Regions from separate parts of the Homo sapiens genome. Here region 2 is linked to region 1. A link is a loop called in an ENCODE intact Hi-C map of the cell type or tissue named here. Cell type or tissue: mesothelial cell of epicardium. All regions are shown on one strand. Links, peaks and the distances in the headings refer to the core of each region. The heading gives the core; the rest is flanking DNA. Region 1 overlaps KCNT1 (potassium sodium-activated channel subfamily T member 1). Region 2 holds the start of SOHLH1 (spermatogenesis and oogenesis specific basic helix-loop-helix 1).

What was found. Hi-C counts contacts between places; a loop is a spot of excess contacts. Peaks named below come from ENCODE experiments on the same cell type or tissue, not always from the same donor. Only the 100,000 strongest peaks of a DNase experiment are listed, where the experiment ranks them.
Region 2: a loop joins it to region 1, with 6 times the contacts of the local background. A loop is called at or near these places in 2 of 110 quality-filtered maps.

What each region holds. Positions count from the first base shown.
Region 1 is chr9:135,758,873-135,764,750 of GRCh38, reverse strand. KCNT1 (potassium sodium-activated channel subfamily T member 1) reads right to left here. Exons shown (of 31, transcript NM_020822.3): 11 at 4,892-5,072. Among named protein-coding and RNA genes, the nearest start is that of KCNT1, 60 kb to the right of the region's middle. In mesothelial cell of epicardium, for the core only: no CTCF peak of the experiment used is centred there; no DNase peak of the experiment used is centred there.
Region 2 is chr9:135,693,382-135,700,495 of GRCh38, reverse strand. SOHLH1 (spermatogenesis and oogenesis specific basic helix-loop-helix 1) reads left to right here and starts at 1,015. Exons shown (of 8, transcript NM_001101677.2): 1 at 1,015-1,093; 2 at 1,370-1,501; 3 at 2,020-2,167; 4 at 2,869-2,990; 5 at 3,691-3,884; 6 at 5,233-5,446; 7 at 6,039-6,109; 8 at 6,682-7,089. The coding sequence starts at 1,029. The coding sequence ends at 6,899. RefSeq lists an enhancer at 5,405-5,919. In mesothelial cell of epicardium, for the core only: no CTCF peak of the experiment used is centred there; no DNase peak of the experiment used is centred there.

The sequences.
Region 1 (5,878 bases), core at 101-5,100:
TCAGCCCGTGGGATTGGGGATCACTCTCTTGATGGTAAGCGTGGCCAAATCAGGCCTCAGACCCCGGTCTTCCAGGCACTCGCAGGCCTCACTGTCAGGAGCCTATGTCTGGGGGGCAGGTGGTTTGAGGCTGCTGGTCTGAGGATGCTGCCTGCCCTGGCTCATGCTCCCCAGATGCAAGCTCTGGGTGTTGAGACTCAAAGGGGACAGATCCAAAACAGAGGCCACCGGGGCCTCCCAGCACCGGCCCCACTGGCCTCTAGGTGAAAGTCTTTGGCTTTTCTTTTTTTTGAGACGGAGGCTCACTCTGTCACCCAGGCTGGAGTGCCGTGGTGCAATCACAGCTCACTGCAGCCTTGACTTCCCGGGCTCAAGCCATCCTCCTGCCTCAACCTCCTGAGTAGCTGGGATTCTAGGTGCATCACCACCATGACCAGCTAGTTTTATTTTTATTTTTTGTAGAGATGGGGTCTCACTACATTGCCCAGGCTGGTCTCGAACTCCTGGGCTCAAGCGATCCTCCTGCCTTGTCGTCCTGAAGTGCTGGGATTACAGGCTGAGTCATGGTGCCCGGCTTGTTGAACACGTGTTAAATGAACAATGGCAGGAGCTCCCATGGACTGTGGGCTGCATGGCTGATGTGCTATCGTCTGGTCTAAATGGGACCATCGCATTGCACTTATCCAGCGCCTGCTTTGTTCCGGTGACGAGGCTCCACTGCCTTGCCACACAAAACAGTTTCCACAGCTGGGAGGTGCTCAAGACTCCAGGGCGACCGGAACAGAGGCTTCCCCGCGGATGGTGCTGGCGGGGGCTCTGCTGTCAGACACCCCAGGGCTCACGTCCCCCACTCTGAGCCTCAGCTTCCTCACCTACAAGATGGCTGCATGGCACGGCAACCCTCCAGGGCCGCCGTGAGGATGAAGGAGCTAATGACGGCAGCTCCGTAGTGACCCTAAAAGTCCTATCTGCCCAGAACCTCGCCATGTGATCTGATTGGAAATAGGTCTCTGCAGATGTAATGATTTAAGATAAGGTCACCCTGGGTTGGAGTGGGCCCTAAATCCAGTGAGAGGTACAGAGAAGAGGCCAAGTGCACACGGGGCAGAGGCTGAGGTTTCTACAGCCACCGTAGAAGCAGCCCCAGGGATTGCGGCCCCACCAGAAGCTGGAGAGAGGCATGGGACAATCTCCCCCAAAGCGGCCTGATAGGGTCAGCCCTGCCAACCCCTCCACTTCCGATTCTGTCCTCCAGGGCTGGCGGAGGATACATATCTGCTGTTTAAGCTGCCTGTCTGTCTTGCTGATCGAAGAGCCTGGAGGATACTTCCAGGAGACCCAGCCGGCGCTGCTGTGTTCCAGAAGGACGCTCGTGAGCGAGGGCCTCGGGGTCATCACTCTGCTTCAAGGGCTTTTACTGGTGCATTCAGCCCAGTGGAGACCAAGGGCAAGGGCACTGCAGCCCACCCTTACCATCGCCAGTGAGAGGCTCAGTCTTTCCAGTCATTCGGAGGAGGCAGGGAGCGGCTTAGACGGTGGGGTCAGCGGCATCACTGTCCCAATCACCCCCAGCCCTGCCAGGGACAGCACAGGCCCACCTGGGTCAGGTTTGAGCACCAGGTCCGGCAGGGCTGATGGGAGGGAGGGTGCGCCAGCCCCCAGGCCCTGCCCCCGCCTTCCTCCCTGCCTCGCTCAGAGCTTGTCCCACTCAGGGCCTGCTCTGCCTGCCCCACACGGGAGAAAGGAGACAAGGCAGTCAGGCAGTGGCTGATCTGAGGGACCCCACTGTGGACACGGAGCTCGAGCTACAGTGACACCTCTGCGTGCAGGCTGCTGGGCTGTCGGTCACTTGTCACCATGGCCATACCCATCGATGCAATCAGTTCTCGTGACGATGGCGCATTTGTTCCGTGAATTTCCCTGAAGAGCAGTGCAGGTGTGATGCCTGCAGGACCTGGTGCACCTGGAGTCACCTTGTCTTGTTTGTTTTAAGATGGTGTTGAGATGGCATCTCGCTCTGTCACCCAGGCTGGAGTGCAGTGGTGTGATCTTGGCTCACTGTAACCTCTGCCTCCTGGGCTTAAGTGATCCTCCCACCTCAGCCTCCCGAGGAGCTGGGACTACAGCTGTGTGCCATCATGCCTGGCTAATTTTTCCTATTTTTTGGTAGAGACGGGGTTTTGCCATGTTTCCCAGGCTGGTCTTGAACGCCGGATCTCAAGTGATCTACCCACCTCGGCCCTCCAAAGTGCTGGGATTACAGGCAGGACCCATTGTGCCTGGCCCTTTTTTCTTTTTCTTTTTGAAACAGGGTCTCACTCTCTGTTGCATAGGCTAGAGTGCGATGGCGAGATCACAGCTCACCACAGCCTCAACCTCAGGGCTCAGGCGATTCTCCTGCCTCAGCCTCCCAAGTAGCTGGGACTACAGGTGCATGCCGCCACACCCAGCTAATTTTCATACTTTTTGGTAGAGATGGGAGTCTCTCTACGTTGCTCAAGCTGATCTCAAATTCCTGGGCTCAAGCGATCCTCCCGCCTTGGCCTTTCAAAGTACTGGGGTTACAGGCATGAGCCCTGCGCCTGGCCTTGTCTTACTTCTTAATGGAGATAAGGGGAGGTGGGGGCTCCCCTGGTGCTTCAGGAGCAGAATGGGAAGGCAGCCCCGGCCCGGAGGCTGTGGACGCAGCAGAGGGACATGGAACAGGCCTGCTGCACATCCCGATTTGGCCCTTACCCGTGGGTGCCACGGTCTCGTGAGAAGCACGGGAGAGAGCGCTTCGCTCCTGCTTTATTTGAAAGCGACCCTGGGGGTGGCTGGGGCTGGGGCTCCTCTTCGCTCTGGGGTGTGTGGGGTGGGGAGAGGAGCCGGACGCAGCCCGAAGGTGGAGCTGCGTGTGGCTGGGCCGTGGGCCCACAGGGGAAAGGGGGACGCATTGGCCCTGTTGACCCTTCCTCTGACCTCGGCTGGGCCAGGGGCCTCTCGGATGTTTCTCTGGAAGGGCTTGTGGGGAATTCAGAGACTGGATGGGTCAACGCCTCTGCAGAGCATCTGGGTGCAGCGGCCTCAGCAGGTGCCGGCCACGTGGTGAAGTGTGGGCCGGGGCGGACCAGGGACGGAGGCTGGGGGCCCGTAGCAAGGTCAAGGATGGCCCTGAAAGCAGGTCCCCCTGCACCTCAGGATGAGTCCTCATTTGCAAAAGGGTCTTTGCAGAAGTAATTAAGGTAAAGAATTTGAGGTGAGATTTACGGATTGGGGCAGGAGGGCCGAGGAGGGAGGCAGTGTCACTGCACGGAGTGCCCCCCACACTGTGCTCCTGGCCTCACTCCCACCCTCACTCCCGCCCTTGCCTGGTTATGAAATGCGCAGAGAAAGGAGCAGAATGCAGGGTGTGGGGGAGCAGGCGTCAGAGGGGAGAACCCAGCTCCACCCCACCCCACATGGTGGTTCCTGGTGGGTGAAACCCTCCAGGTGAGAGGCGAGCTTTACACTTTTAGAAGAAAATAGGAAGCCAGGTTTATGATCGAGGGAGGGAATGATCTTTTCAGTAAAGACAGGAAAACAGAAACCATAAGGGAAAGATTGGTGAATCAAAGCCAAGCCGCCTGTAATCCCAGCTATTTCTGGGGCTGAGGCGGGAGGATCGCTTGAGCCCAGGAGTTCGAGGCCAGCCTGGGCAACAAAATGAGAGTGAGACCCTATCTCTAATTTAAAAAAAAAAAATCAAGACCATCCGTGAATGGAAGATTCTGTAAGCAAAGTGAGAGGGGCGGTCACAGAGCAGGAAGTAACGGGAAAGCCACACACAACTGGCTTCTTCTAGAACACAGAGACTCGCTCATCAGCGAGAACCAGGGGGAAGACCAAAGAGGAGCGGGCAGCTCACAGGAGCGGGACTCGTGGCACTGGACGGTGGAGTGGCCGACAACCAGATGGAAAGACGCGCACGGCCCCATCTGAACTCAGGAGAACAGAAGCCACAGATGTGGAGAACATGGCCCACGCTGGGGGCCGTACAGCTGGTGCCACAGCTTTGGCTTGGATATAGTGAGGAGAAGAGCCAGGCCTGGCCTGGGCCCATACCTGGGCCACGCCCACTGCTGTTTAGCGGGAGGGAGCTGGGGCTGAGCCTGGGGTCAGCAGAGGCTCCCTAGGAGCACTGCCCTGTCTCCCCGGCATCCTGCAGCCACCTGGGGGTCTGTCTCCCAGAAGGCCCTGGCCACCTCCTCAGGCTCTTCCTCCTACCCAGCCTCCTGGAAAATGTTCCACCACCCACAGGGGTCCCCTCCTTCTCCCATCTCCCCAATAGCAGGGTCCCTCCAGGGTGGGCTGGGGTGCCTGGAGGAGGTGTCGGAGGCAGTCCAGGCCCAAGCACTTCACACCCTGAGGCAGCTGCCCTCTCCAGGCCTCCACCTTTCCCACTGAGGTCTTGCCCCGTCCCCTCCTCTGCTCAGTGGGCAGTGGGCCACAGCAGTGGTGACGGGGAAGCCACTGGGGTGGCCGGGGGGGTGTGCCCCCTGTGGGCCTGGCAGCTGCTGCTGCACCTGGCTGTGGATGGGAAATGGGCCGGCTGTCCACCTTGACCCTTCCCTGCACTCTGCCTGGGCCTGGGAGGGGCAGGTCACCCTGGCACTGGAGACCCACCATCTCCCCAGAAGGAAGAGGCCAGCTCACGGGACTCCATCATTACCCACCATGCTGAGCACCACCGGACCCGCCGTAGACCCTCAGTGGGGGCGTGCAACGGAGCAGGCACCACCCGCCTGGCCTCACTGTCCCCTCCTGGGAGTGGCCCCCGCACTGTGCCACAGCCTCAGTGGCACCCTCCCTCTACTGGCACCCGCCTGTCCCTTTGCTGGTGCCACCCAGGGCTGGTGCCCAGAGGACCCACCTGCAGTGGGAGCACCACGAGGGCCACGCAGATCATGATGACCACCAGCAGCTGCGATGGCCAGATCTTGGGCGTGACGTCACCGTAGCCCACGGTGGAGAAGGTGACGATGCAGAAGTAGAAGGAGGTCAGGAGGGACAGGTTCTCGCCCGCCCGCTCCAGGTGCTGGATGCCGCAGGTCCTGCAACCCCTGGCAGTGAGGGGCGGCCTGGGGCCCAGGAGCTGGGGGGCCGTGGCCCCTCAGAGATCCTGCCTGCCCACGGGACCCTCACTGCCCAGGAGACTGAGCTGTGCATCACCAGGCGAGCCCCGCCCTCCTGACAGCTGGGTGGCATCAGGCCCTCAGCCCTGCCCATCTGTCCCCAAGCTCTGCCGGAGCCACCTCCTGCCTGACGCTGGCTGACAATGCAGCTTGGCCACAGCATGGCGGCCTCTGTTCACGGCGAATTCCCCGGAGCCTCCCTGCCTGCCGGGTGGCTCTCTCCTAGGTCCCTGGAACATTCTCTGGGAGCAGGGGATGCAGGGCTGTGTCATCAGCGTGGGCTTGGGTGACACAGGGGTGGGCCTGGGGTCTGGCCCTCTACCCCCATCTCAGAGCCTTGCCCCTTTACCCACCACACTCAGGCCTCTGCCCGGCACAGCCAGACAAGCGCCCAGGCCTGAGGCTGGGAGGTCTAATGGGCAGGGCTGGGGTCGCCGCCAGGTCCCAGATGCTATCCTCATGGATGCCCCAATCTGCCCACTCAGCTCTGTGTCTGTCAGTCTGTCATGAGGGGCAGGGGGGAAGGGAGGCGGGAAACGCAGGGCACTCTCCCTCCCCCAGGGCACAGTGCTTGCCTGACATCCCTGCCTGGGGACGGGAAGTGGTGACCAGGCCTCGCTGGGACCCAAGGCAGAGCAGCAACATGGAGCCCTCCACGAGGACACAGGCAGGTGGGCACAGTGGGCATGCCTGGGTGGGCTGGAGGCCCTCGCAGCTCTGGGCAC
Region 2 (7,114 bases), core at 858-5,857, 65 kb after region 1:
AGCACGAGCCAGGCCAGGGATGTCCTCCCAACAGTCCAGCCTCACCCCCCACCCTCGTCCCCTCTGCTTCCCTGAGGGCCCCCCGCAACCTCCGTGAAAGAGGAAGGGTCTCCACCTCCCCCTTCCCTCCGTCATCCCCCCAAAAGTATGTACTGGGGGACTCAAGCCCAGCGCAGGGCGGCTCCTGGAGTTCAGCGGGGAGGTGAGCAAACACCTGGCGCCGGAGCTTTCTGAATTTGGATGGGCAGGACCCCCGCGATCCCGCAGAAACCTGTTGAGAGTGTGAGGTGAGGGGTCGAGCTGGGGCCCCAGGGCATAAAGCGGGGATGGTGCTTGGGCAGGGCCAGGTGAAGGGACAGACGGTTCCGAGGGTGCCCGGCAGAGCTCAGCGGGAGGAAGAGCACGGACGATGGTGGCCTGGGGTGGGGACAAGATGCCCCTGGTTCTGGGCGACCCAGAAGTGTGGATGGTGACCCTACCCTGAGGCGCAGCGTCTGCAAGCGTACTAGATTTGGGGGAAAATGGAGGCGTGGGCGACTGGGGAGCAGGCGGGTACCCTTCCCCCTCCCTGTGTCCCTGGGTCCCCCAGGCCTGGGCTAAACAACTCAGCCCAGCCCGCCCACTCCCACCAGGGGCTGGGCTCCTAAGGGCAGAGCCCGCATCTCCAAAGTGCCCAAGGGCACCGAGACCACCGCATAAGTGGGAACCGAGGCGACCCCCGGGAAGGTAAGGGTAGAGGCAGGGCCACCTGGGCTGGGGCCCCTTCCCCTGGCGTCCTGCGGGGGCATAGAGTGGGTGGACCCCCCGAGTCCCTTTCCAGCACCTTCTTTGCAGGAACGCGGGTCACGTGGGCCCCGGGCTGGCTGCGTGGGGAGGGCTAGAGCGCATGCGCTATGGGGGCGGATTGCAAGTGGGGGTGGGGTGGGCTAGGTGGAAAGCACGTGGCAGGTGGGCAGAGCACACGTGAGGGGGCGGGGCTGCCTGCGGAAGGGGCCGTGCGCGTGGGGTCGCTCCGCAGCTGCGAGTTCATGGCGTCCCGGTGCTCCGAGCCCTACCCGGAGGTCTCCAGAATCCCTACCGTCAGGGGATGCAAGTGAGGAATTGGGCTGGCGGCCAAGGGGTTGGGGGCCCAAGGCCTGTACCCAGGGGTTCTTCCGCAAGTTGCTGGGCTCCACCCATCCTGGGCCTCCTGGGGCGGAGCCCTGGACCCTGGGAGAGGGGAAGGGGTGCAGAGAGGGCCGGGCCGTGTCCCTACGTGACCCAGTCTTGGCTTCCACCCGCACCCCAAAGACGCCCATTCTGGCATCTGGGACTCCTGGTGGCCTTTTCTGGGGTTCTCAGGGCCCGGTGCTCTTGGCTTTCTCGGCAGCGGCTCCCTGTCTGGTGCCCTCTCCTGCTGCGAGGACTCGGCCCGGGGCTCGGGCCCGCCCAAGGCCCCTACGGTGGCCGAGGGTCCCAGCTCCTGCCTTCGGCGGAACGTGATCAGCGAGAGGGAGCGCAGGTGAGTGGTGGTGCCTCCCAGGGGTGAGGGCGCTGTAAAGGGGTGGAGCGGGTGAGATTATGTTCGGGGCTGCCACCAGGTGTCAGGCAGCTGGGAGGGGCTCGTGGCCTGTGCCCAGGAGAAGGACAGACTGCACATCTCCAAGTAAACCAGAAAAGCCCTGTTGGGGAACATCCTGCAGCCCCTCTTTATCCTGAAGCCTTGGCCTCTTGAGGCTGTGCACCTGTGACCCTCTGTGCTTCTGACTGCCTCTGACCCTCGCTGTCTTTTCCACACCGCAAAGCAGCCATGGTTTGGGCCTGGGCTGGACAGCCTGTCGCCGAGGTCCAGGGGTCAGGCCCAGGCTGTGCTCTGATGTGGATCTCGGGGCTTCAGACCACGGGGGCAGCTCTGAGTCATCTTGTAGCCCCCTCTGCCTGACAAGCGCCCAGGGTCTATCTGGCAGGTTCTAGCAGTTGCTGTCCCTTCTCGGGGAGGGCAGGAGGGCCCAGAGGTATTTGTTTCTTGACCGGAACCAGGAAGCGGATGTCGTTGAGCTGTGAGCGTCTGCGGGCCCTGCTGCCCCAGTTCGATGGCCGGCGGGAGGACATGGCCTCGGTCCTGGAGATGTCTGTGCAGTTCCTGCGGCTTGCCAGCGCCCTGGGGCCCAGTCAGGAGCAGCACGCTGTGAGTTGTAAGGGTAGACGCCGTCAGTCCTCCGGCATCACGGTGATGGGACATCTCACCACCTTGCAGGCAGTGTGTCCCCTGTCATCCCCGTCTCCTTCAGCCCTCTGGGTCTCCACGGCTAGAGCAGGCCACGTTTTCGGCAGGGCACTTCCTGATTTGTTCAAGCCTTACCTGTTGTTATTCTGTTCCTGGAAAGGAGCAAGCCTTCCTTTCCAGCCCTCCTGTGCCCCTGAGTCCTGTTCATTGATGGGTTGCCGAGATGCTCCGTGCCAATTTGGGGGAGAGTTGGGGTCTCCTGATCCTCCCTGGCTGAGCACCCCCTAGATCATTTCTCTGCACGTCTCCAAGAGAGAGGCTCCTCTCCCCTCTCCAAGGCTCTGGGGGCTCTGGCTGACCCCGTGAGTGCTGGGGCTGAGGACCTGTGTGGGGAATGAAACTGTGTTGTCATCTGTGAGGTCAGGGGTCCCAGCATTTGCAGTGAGGCCCTTGGGTATGCACAGCCTGATTCAGGAATGGTGGGGCCTTTCGGGGGTGGAACCTCAGCCTCGTTGTCAACCTGTACTCTCGCCCCCAAGTTCCAAGCGGGGACCGAGCTCACAGTGACCCTCCAGGCCCTGGGGTAGCAGTCTTGTCACCGTGTCTTGGGTTTCTCAGCTGACTGTCTCTGTCTTTGTTTTACATGTTTACTTAAATTTCAGATTCTTGCTTCCTCCAAGGAAATGTGGCACTCGTTGCAGGAGGATGTTTTACAGTTGACGTTGTCGAGTCAGATTCAAGCAGGTGTGCCAGACCCTGGGACGGGAGCGTCCAGCGGGACTCGGTTAGTGTCTCCTGGGGCCCGCTCTCCAGGGCTGGGTGACCCTGGGAGCAGCAGACCCAAAGCCCCCTGGCATGTCCTCGGGAGGGTGTGGCCTGGAGGCCCGGCTTGGCCTCCGCAGGTGGTGACCTGCCCAGGGCCCTGCCAACTCAGGTGGCCAGGTGTGAGGTGACCAACATGGGCGAGCTCCAGCAAGGGGGGAGCGCGGTCAGCAGAATTGAGGGCCTGGGCTGGTGTGGAGGTGGGAGGTGCCCGGGAGGATCTCTTCTGCTCCTGTGTGTGGGGAATTTACAGGTGGTCAGTGAGGTGTCATACTCCTCCCCATGGGCAGCTTCAGGAATGCAGTTTTCTGAAGTCAAGATAATTTGGTTCTTTTCAGAATGGCAGCTCCCCAGGTTGAAGGACTGTCTGCATCTTGTGTTTAAATGTACCCATTTTACCCCAAAGCAGGCTGGGGCATGGGACTGGTGGCTAATTAGCTGTGGAAGAATCTAGAACCGGAGGAGTTGGGCAGAGGGAAACTGGGTAGACAGCTGTGGAGCTTGGCTGGCCCAGGGCCCCTGGGCAGAGGCTGGCTTGATGCTGGGTGGTGCCTGGGGTGTCCTGGGGATGGGTCCAGCCCTCTGCTCTTGGGGTGGGTGGGGGCAGCCTTCCAGGGGGCTGGGGAATAGACCCAGGATCCTTGTCATGTTGCTCCTTCTAGAACCCCAGATGTGAAGGCGTTTCTGGAAAGTCCTTGGTCCCTGGATCCAGCGTCGGCCAGCCCAGAGCCCGTGCCGCACATCCTTGCGTCCTCCAGGCAGTGGGACCCCGCGAGCTGCACGTCCCTGGGCACGGACAAGTGTGAGGCACTGTTGGGGCTGTGCCAGGTGCGGGGTGGGCTGCCCCCTTTCTCAGGTGAGTCCTGGGTGTGCATGTGGGGTGCCTTTGGCCTGGGGAGCGGCGCCAGGCTGTGCTTTAGCCCTAAGAACAATGGGGGCTGTTTGCAAACGGGGTTCGAAGTTTTCCCAGGCCCTTGTGTTGGTGAGAAACCCACGTGTTGAGGGATGAGCTTGATTCAAGGCCCCCGGGCTGTGCCTGCTTTTGTGAAAAGGAGGACGTGTGCTCTCGGGAGGGAGGAAGTGTGGCTCGAGGAAGGGAGAGTCCTGGGCAAAGGCCACCATGGGAGCTGTTCCTTCTATCCTGTCTCCTCCTGGGACTTCCATGTGCTCCAGGGAAGGGAGGGCCTGATCTTCTCCTCCCTGGGTCCCTGGGTCTGCTGGGAAGCATGGGGACGTAGAGGGACTTGGCCCCATCCTGGTCACTCCCTGGGTCTGCAGGAAGTATGGGGACGTAGAGGGACTTGCCCCATCCTGGTCACTCCCTGGGTCTGCTGGGAAGCATGGGGACGTAGAGGGACTTGGTTCTGTCCTGGGTCTGTGGGAAGTGGGGAGGTAGAGGGACTCGGCCCCATCCTGGTTGCTCCGTCCAGCTTTGTGGCCCTGCTTCTCTCACCCGCCTGTGGCTGGTGTGTTTTGGATGTGGCCGGAGATCTGTTTTCCCCGGGGCGCCCCATCTGCCCTTCCGCCTATGCTGCCTGGCCATGGCAGGAACTGTAATTGGGGTGAGCCAGGGGCCCGAGGCCTCCCAGCTGTTCCCTCTGCCACCCGGGGCCTTTGTCCCTAATGCCACCCACAGCTGAGCTCTGGTCCCTCTGTGGGTGGCCCTGCAGGGCGCCTCTGATGACCGAACTCCCCTCGGCCCCTGCTGTGGTAGCGTCTGGAAGTCGCCAGGTGCCATGAGAGGCAGGGCTGTGCCTTTTGGCTCCCAGCTGTGGCTGGGAGCAGTCATGCAGTTGGCAGGGCTGGTGTCAGAGCTGGGGTCATCAGGGCACTCCGGAAACCCAGGAGTCAGCCAGGCACGTGGGGAGCGAGCAGGTCTGAGGGCAGAGCTCGAGGTCCGGGAGGCGGTGCTGAGAGGGTCCCCAGATCCAAGCCCCTTGCGGCTGGCCAAGCCAGCACCCCCTCTAGGAAGCCCTTGGCCCCCAGGTGTTGGGCACCCCACCTCTGGGTGTTCATCTTTTCCTTGTTTACCTGTGTGCCACCCGCTTCTGAGCTTCCTCCCACGTGTCCCTGCTGCAGGGTGCAGGCAGCAGAGCAGGTGCTCGGTCAGTGTGAGTGGACCGAGCCCGTGAGTCACGAGGTCCTCGGGGGCAGCCTGTGGGGCTGGGCAGGGAAGGCTGACCCGCATCTGACTTCTCTCCCAGAACCTTCCAGCCTGGTGCCGTGGCCCCCAGGCCGGAGTCTTCCTAAGGCTGTGAGGCCACCCCTGTCCTGGCCTCCGTTCTCGCAGCAGCAGACCTTGCCCGTGATGAGCGGGGAGGCCCTTGGCTGGCTGGGCCAGGCTGGGCCCCTGGCCATGGGGGCTGCACCTCTGGGGGAGCCAGCCAAGGAGGACCCCATGCTGGCGCAGGAGGCCGGGTGAGTGCCCAGGTGGTGTGCACGCCTGTGTGTGCGTGAGCGAGCATGTGTGTGTGAGCCTGTCCCACCTCCTCCCAGTCCTGCTTGGGCCCACTTTCTCGGCATCTGGAAGCTTCCGTCTCTGCTTCTGTGCCCGTGGGAGGGAGGCCAAGGCCACAGCCCAGGACAGGACCAGCCAGCCTTGCCGTGTGGCTTTCTAATGTGTGTTTCTGGAAACACTTTTGTCTTCCTAATTGTCATTTGTTTTGGCTGATAGTAAAATGAGTTTGTGTTTCGTGAGCACATACCAGCTGGGGTGTGGGAGGGGGAGGGGAGGGGGAGGGAGGGGACGAGAAGAGCGAGACTGTGGCTGGAGAGAAACCGGCAGAGATGCTCTGCAGGACGGATCGGGACCCGCGAGAGCCGCTGGCCCGTGTCCTCAGCGGCTGTGGCCTCTGCATTTCTCCCCGCTGGGCAGGGTGGAGCCTGTCAGGAGTGGTGCCTAGATCTTTGCATTCGAAGCTGCCTTTGCAGGACTTGGGCCCAAATGTTTCCTTGAGCTCCAAGGTCTGGGTCCGCTTGTGGCCACTGAGGAAGAGCTTGTCGCTTCCAGGTCTGCGTTGGGGTCTGATGTGGACGATGGGACGTCCTTCCTGCTGACTGCTGGTCCCAGCTCGTGGCCGGGTGAGTGGGGCCCTGGGTTCAGGGCTGGTCCCCCCGCGTAAGCACCTGATATGAGCTGGGGAATTGGGACTCAGGCCTAGCGTGTGTCAGGGGGCCCCAGGGTCTGTGTCTGAGCCCCCGTTTTCTCCACCGTTGGTGCTTAGCTGTTGGGCCGTGTCTGGTATTGAGCGTTATAGGTGATATGTGAGTGTGTGAGTGAACGTGATGTGGACGAGCCTGCATGAGAGCTGGCGGTGCTTGGAGCCCTGTATTCTTCCCCTTGACCCTGTGTCAGCGAGGCCCCTGGTCCAGCCCGTGCTGGCCGGCAAAGGTGTATGGCCCTGTGACATGGCGTGTGTCCATTCCATTTAGGATTTAGTGTTTGGGAGCCCGTTCCTGGTTCTGGTCCAACAGGTGTCCTGGGTCTGGGGCCACCAGGTATGAGCTCACCCACCTCATCACAGCCTCTGTGCAGCGGGGACAGGGCAGGGCAGACGGACTGAGGTGGGAGCTCTGTTCCTCCGACCCCACCTGTCTGCCTCAAGCTCCCAGAGCACCTGCCTGCCCTGCCGATGTGTCCTGTTTGCTTCCAGGGTCTCTGGAGGGTCGAGGAGGCAGTGGCCCTGCATGGGCCCCAGCTGAGAGCAGTCCACTGGATGTTGGAGAGCCAGGCTTCCTAGGGGACCCTGAGCTTGGCTCCCAGGAGCTCCAGGACAGCCCTCTGGAGCCGTGGGGCCTGGATGTGGACTGTGCAGGCCTGGCCCTGAAGGACGAGGTGGAGAGCATCTTCCCTGACTTCTTTGCCTGCTAGCAGCCAGGCTGTGGAGAGGAGGCGGGCGGGGCCGGTGGATCTGGAGCCGTGTGTGTCCCTGTCGCGTGCTTGGGCATTTTATTTTGGGTTTGGGTTGCAGCTGCACCCTAATTTGAGCGAGGCTTACAGGCTGTGAGAAGAGGATAGTGAATATTAAAGAGGGAAAGCAGTTTTCCTGGAGGAAGCAAAACCTGTGTGGCTTCTGTGTAATTAGC